Linked DNA regions of Homo sapiens: region 2 is linked to region 1. A link is an interaction called in ENCODE POLR2A ChIA-PET data of the cell type or tissue named here. Cell type or tissue: PC-9. All regions are shown on one strand. Each heading gives the region's core, and the rest is flanking DNA. Links, peaks and the distances in the headings are about the cores only. Region 1 overlaps DIS3L2 (DIS3 like 3'-5' exoribonuclease 2). Region 2 overlaps DIS3L2 (DIS3 like 3'-5' exoribonuclease 2).

Region 1 (2,915 bases), core at 254-2,753:
CACTGCTTTGACAGAAGACTAATAGGTTTTCCTCCTTATTTTATGACTGGTGATTCTTACAGAATTCTAAGCCCTCCTGGGTTTCCTGTGTCTTTTGGTCCCAGTTTTCTGGACAGCTGGTCTTAGCTGAGTGTCTTATGCCTGTCCTACTAGCCACTAGACCCAAGAAGTATAGTATTCAGCTTCTCAATCAGTATCTAAGCATCCTTCTTGCTCCCTTATCATGAAAGGTGTCACTGGGTCAGAGAGGACTTAGCCACTGGGCTGGCACAGGCATGCAAGGGAGATGAGCTGGCAAGGCAGGCTGCACGTAGGAGTGTGTGAACTTCACTTCACCAGAAGAGAGAAGCCATGGCAGGTTTCAGGGCAGAAAGACCAGCTCTGATGGTCAGGTAGAGAAGGGCTGAAGTGAGAGAGGGCATAGAGAAATGCCTTAGAGGGGGCTGCTGCAGTAGCCCAATGAGATGATGAGGATTTGGCTTACGGAGGTGCAGTGGCGTTGGAGACAGCTAAGAGACAAGACTTGGAAGTACATACACATCTAATTATGTGCCAGTAACATCTGGCATCTGCCTCCCAGACCCCACACAATGCTGTGGTGACCAGCACTTAGTCCTTAGTCATGAAGGAACTATGGGAAATCTAATTGCAGGGGGAGTCTCAAAGTCAGGAAACTATGTTCACACCAACTCAACAATAAGGCAAGTCAGCAGAGGTGGTGATAGGGTAGGGGAGAGAGAGGACTGGAACAGAAGAGCAGTCATGTTTACTAAATGGAGGACTCACATTTATTGAATGCCTACTGTATTAGTCTGTTCTCACACTGCTAATAAATACATACCTGAGACTGGGTAATTTATAAAGGAAAGAGGTTTAATGGACTCACAGTTCCACATGGCTGGGGAGGCCTCACAATCATGGTGGAAGGCAAAGGAGAAGCAAAGGCAAGTCTTACGTGGCGAGAGGCAAGAGGGCTTGTGCAGGGAAACTCCCATTTACAAAACCATCAGATCCTGTGAGGCTTATTCACTACCACGAGAACAGCACAGGGAAAGCCCACCCCCATAATTCAATTACTTCCCACTGGGTCCCTCCCACAACATGAGGGATTACTAAAATTCAAGGTGAGATTTGAGTGGGGACACAGAGCCAAACCATATCACCTACCAAGTAAAGGCTTTCCTTTATCCTGACAAAAACCACTTAAATTAGGTATTGCTATTTCCTTTAAACAGATGAGGAACTTGAGGCTGAGAAAGATTAAGTAGTTTGAGCAAACCACAATTAGAACTGGAATTTTAACCAAAATCCATGCTCCTTTCACCTCACCAGCATTACAGGACTTGGTGATGGTCTGGAGATAAAGTCAGTGAGAGAGGGAAGAGTCAACAAGTGTTCAGGATTCTCTGGCTCAGGCTGCAGGGCAGATGCTATTGCTACTCACCCTGACAAGGAAGAAAAACAGGTTTGGGAGAAGAGTTTGAGTTCAATCTGAGATTGCGGATTCTAACATACCTGGGAGGCATCTAGTGGAGATGGCCAGTAGGCTGCTGAACATACAGTTCTGAAGTTTATAAGCAAGATTGTAACCTGAAGGGATAAGAGAGCCCTGGATAGAATCCTGAGAAACACCTGTATTTAAGAGCTGGACAACAGAAACTGGGGAGTGGCTATGGAGTTCTGAGTTCTGACATTATAGAAGCCAAAGAGAGAACATGCCTCAAGGAGGGCATAGTCAGCAGCGTTAAATCCTTCTAAGAGGTCAAGTAACAGAGAACATTCCCAAACAAGGAATCCTTTGGATCTATCAGAAAAGACTCTTGCAGGGAGTGCTGGGGGCAGAGATCGGGGTGACAGGTTGAAAAACGAATAGAAAGCCAGGAAATGGCAATCATGAGTGAATACAACTCTTTTAGCAAATTAGACAGTGCTAGGGAAGAGGCAAGATTCATGAAATGGAATGGGAAAGGATGAGAGGATGTGAGAGTGTACTGAAGGTGTTTGAAGGGAGTATATTTAAAGATGACAGAGACTTGTTTCAATGCTGACAGGAAGAAGGCACTATGGATGGTGGAGTAGAAGACATTAAGAGAGACAGAGAGAACTGCAGATTCAAGGTCTCTGAGATGACAAGGGATTGGATCCAACACAAAAGTGGAACCCCTTTCTTGGCTGCAAGAGGAAGGAAGATGGGCAGCGATAACAGTAAGATCTGTGGATTGGGCAGGGGGGATTTAGAATGTCCTAGTATGATTTTTTAGGTTCTTTCCTGAAAATTAGGACACAAATTATCTGCAAAGAATGGGGAGTGTGATGGGGGAAGGAGTTTGAGGAAAGTGATGAAGGTTTGAAATTGCTCCTTTGGAGAATAGGAAAAACAGTTGACCTGGGCAGAGCATAAGGATTGCCAGGGAGTATTGCCAGGGAGTATTCGGAGGCCACAGGATCTGAAGTTACTGTAGCAAGCATCTGTCCCACTGTTAATTTTTTTCTAGCAACTTAGACATTAGTGTGAAGAAAGTTAGGTTGGTCCAAGCTGAATATCTGCCAGGAAGGTATGAGGGAAGAATAAGGGGGTAAGGGAGTGGAGATACAATACGGCAGCATATGGACCAGGAGACCTACGGGGGAACAGGAAGGAAATAAATGGGAAAGAGGCTGATGGGAAGAAAACAGAAGGAAGCGGCTGGGTGACAGATGTCTGGAATGGAGCTAATATTTATTAAGCACGTCCTCTGTCCTAAGCATCTCTCACGCTGATCTTATTTAATCCTCGCAAGAGCCCTGCAAAGCCGGTTCCTACCTCTATGTTACAGGAGAGTTTATTAAGTATTTGGCCCAAATTACCAAGTAAGTGGCACAGCTGAAGTATGGTCCATGTTGCTAATCACTGGGTGTAGTGTCTGAGAGGTCAA
Region 2 (2,915 bases), core at 258-2,757, 330 kb after region 1:
TTAAAGGTTAAGCATATACCTATTATATGATCCAGCCATTCTACTCCTAGGTATTTAACCAAGAGGAATAAAAACATATGTCCATACAAAGCCTTGTAAACAAAATTTTTATAGAAGCCTTATTTGTTAATAACTAAAATTGGAAACAACCAACATGTCCATTGGTAGGTAAATGTATTAATAAACTGAGGTACATCCATACAATGCAATATTACTCAGCAATAAAGAGGAATCAGCTACTAATACACTTAACAACAGGGATGACTCTCAATTATGCTGAGTGAAAGAAGGATAACTACATATTGTGTGGTTCCATTTATATAAAATAAGAGGAAATTCTAGGAAATGAAAGTTAATGTACAGTGATAAAAACATCAGTTAGGCCAAGCGCAGTGGCTCACGCCTGTAATCCCAGCACTTGGGAGACCGAGGCGGGCGGATCACGAGGTCAGGAGATCAAGACCATCCTAGCTAACACAATGAAACCCCGTCTCTATTAAAAATACAAAAATTAGCTGGGCATGGTGGCAGGTGCCTGTAGTCCCAGCTACTGGGGAGACTGAGGCAGGAGAATGGTATGAACCTGGGAGGCGAAGCTTGCAGTGAGCCAAGATCATGCCACTGCACTCCAGCCTGGGTGACAGAGCAAGACTCTGTCTCAAAAAAAAAAAAAAAAAATCAGTTATCTGGGATAGGGATCAGGGAGCCAGGGGTATGAAAACAGCTTTGGGCATAATAGATATGATCAATGTCCTGTTTGTGATGATAGTCTTACAAGTACACACATATGTCAAAACTTAACAAACTGTACACTTTAGAGTTTATAACCTGTCAACTATACCTCAATAAATCAGTCTTAAATCAATCAAATAAATTTTTTAAATAAATCAAAAAAATATGGTCTTAACCAATAATAATCCTACACAACACAAATTGGGCCCTAATTCATTTATTAAAAATTGTTTTTTGTTAATAAGACATATTTCAGTCATAAAACTTATAAGGCATCCTTACTTGCAAACTATTATAAAAGACTGATTTGAACTGGCAAAAATTCAGTGAAACATAAAGAAAATAAATGCATTATTTCAACAAAAAAATCTCAGAACAATTCTTTTTTTCATTTACAAAACTTAACTAAAATTAAAAAGAAACATGTAAATTTCTGACCTTGTTTAATACTGTGCCATAAGTAAAAGGATTAAACAAAAATAATAATAGCTCCTTCTTGGTATAACTGTTGCTAGAGTTTTGCATTCAACCTTTTAAAAGTGATTAAAGCTAACAGTGGCAGACATCAGAGAAAAAGGCAACTATTTCCCATGTGGAAAGCTGGTCCCTAAAAAAATGAAGTTAAACAGAAATGTTTGGGGCTTCTCTCTGAATCCCTCAGCATCTAGATAATCACCACAAACTTCTCCTCACCAAAGCCTAATGGGAAATAGAAACAATCCAATTTCATTAGAGGAGGACCAAAAAGGAACTTATAATGCAGAATTCTTCAATTAGCATTATATAACTTCCTGCCTCATCCGGTTTGGGTCACACAACCTCTCCGTGTCTACCAGACACTCCACCAATACTTTACTGAGGGCAGGGTACTTCATCAGCCCTTCTCCCCTCATGATTTCATCAGAGATAATTTCAAGGTACTTTGCACCACATGAAGTCCCTTCCTACCAGTGTGACCAGTGTCTCATCTGTCATCATTAGTACATCCCAGAGGCAGCCTGTTATTAGGGCAAGAAAGAAATCAAAAGTAGGTGGACTAACAGTTGACTAAACTTCATCAAGTCTTGCCTCAACATAACTGGTCACGTAATAACTACTCTAAGGCATCAAGTTCTTGCTATGGTTCCAAATAAAATACCTTCTATACGAAAAACCCTTCAAATCCTTCTACTTCATGTTACATGACAAAAAGGAGCATCTTCTGCCATTCTACCACCACTCTCAGTTTAATAAAGACAACAAGATTTCTGGGATGGGCACAGTGATTCATGCCTGTAACTCCAATATTTGAGAGGCTGAGGCAGGAGGATCACTTGAGGCCAAGAGTTTCAGACAAGCCTGAGCAACATAGCAAGACCCTGTCTCCACAAAAAAAAAAAAAAAAAAAAAAAAAAAAAAAAAATGTTTTTTAACTAGCTGGGCATGGTGGCTCATGCCTGTAGACCCAGCTACTCAAGAGGCTCAGGTGGGAAGATCACTCGAGCCTGGGAGTTCAAGGTTACAGTGAGCTATGATCACACTACTGCACTCCAGCCTGGGCAGCAGAGTGAGATTCTGTCTCAAAAAGGCCAGGCACAGTGGCTCAGTGGCTCACGTCTGTAATCCCAGCACTTTGGGAGGGCAAGGCGGGTGGATTGCTTGAGGTCAGGAGTTTGAGACCAGCCTGGCCAACATGGTGAAACCCCGTCTCTACTTAAAATACAAAAAATTAGCCAGGCGTGGTGGCGTGAGCTTGTAGTCCCAGCTACTCACGAGGCTGAGGCTGGAGAATCACTTCAGCCCACAAGGCGGAGGTTGCAGTAAGCTGAGATCGTGCCACTGCACTCCAGCCTGGGCAACAGAGTAAGTCTCTGTCTCAAAAAAAAAAAAAAAGAAGAAGAAGAAGAATTCTGGTCAAGTCTCCACTCCCTGACATCAGCAAAAATGGTATCGATGGCCAGACCTCAGAGGGATCTATCCACTCATTCCAGGCCCAGTTTTACTTTTACTCATGCTCAATAGCATTTCATGAAACTCCTTCTGTAAAACAAAAACTTTTTGAAGGATAAAATAAAAGGACAGGCTGGGCATGGTGGCTTACATCTATAATCCCAGAACTTCGGGAGGTTGAAGCAGGAGGATCGCCTGAGCCCAGAAGGTCGAGGCCACAGTAAGCCGTGATCTCACCACTGCACTCCAGCCAG

What was found. Peaks named below come from ENCODE experiments on the same cell type or tissue, not always from the same donor. Only the 100,000 strongest peaks of a DNase experiment are listed, where the experiment ranks them.
Region 2: POLR2A ChIA-PET joins it to region 1 with 11 read pairs; 5 of 35 experiments call an interaction of 5 or more read pairs at or near these places.

The regions. Positions count from the first base shown.
Region 1 is chr2:232,294,686-232,297,600 of GRCh38, reverse strand. All of the region lies in intron 13 of DIS3L2 (DIS3 like 3'-5' exoribonuclease 2), which reads right to left. Among named protein-coding and RNA genes, the nearest start is that of ALPP, 83 kb to the left of the region's middle. In PC-9, for the core only: no CTCF peak of the experiment used is centred there; a DNase peak (open chromatin) is centred at 1,430.
Region 2 is chr2:231,965,861-231,968,775 of GRCh38, reverse strand. All of the region lies in intron 1 of DIS3L2 (DIS3 like 3'-5' exoribonuclease 2), which reads right to left. Among named protein-coding and RNA genes, the nearest start is that of DIS3L2, 5.6 kb to the right of the region's middle. In PC-9, for the core only: no CTCF peak of the experiment used is centred there; no DNase peak of the experiment used is centred there.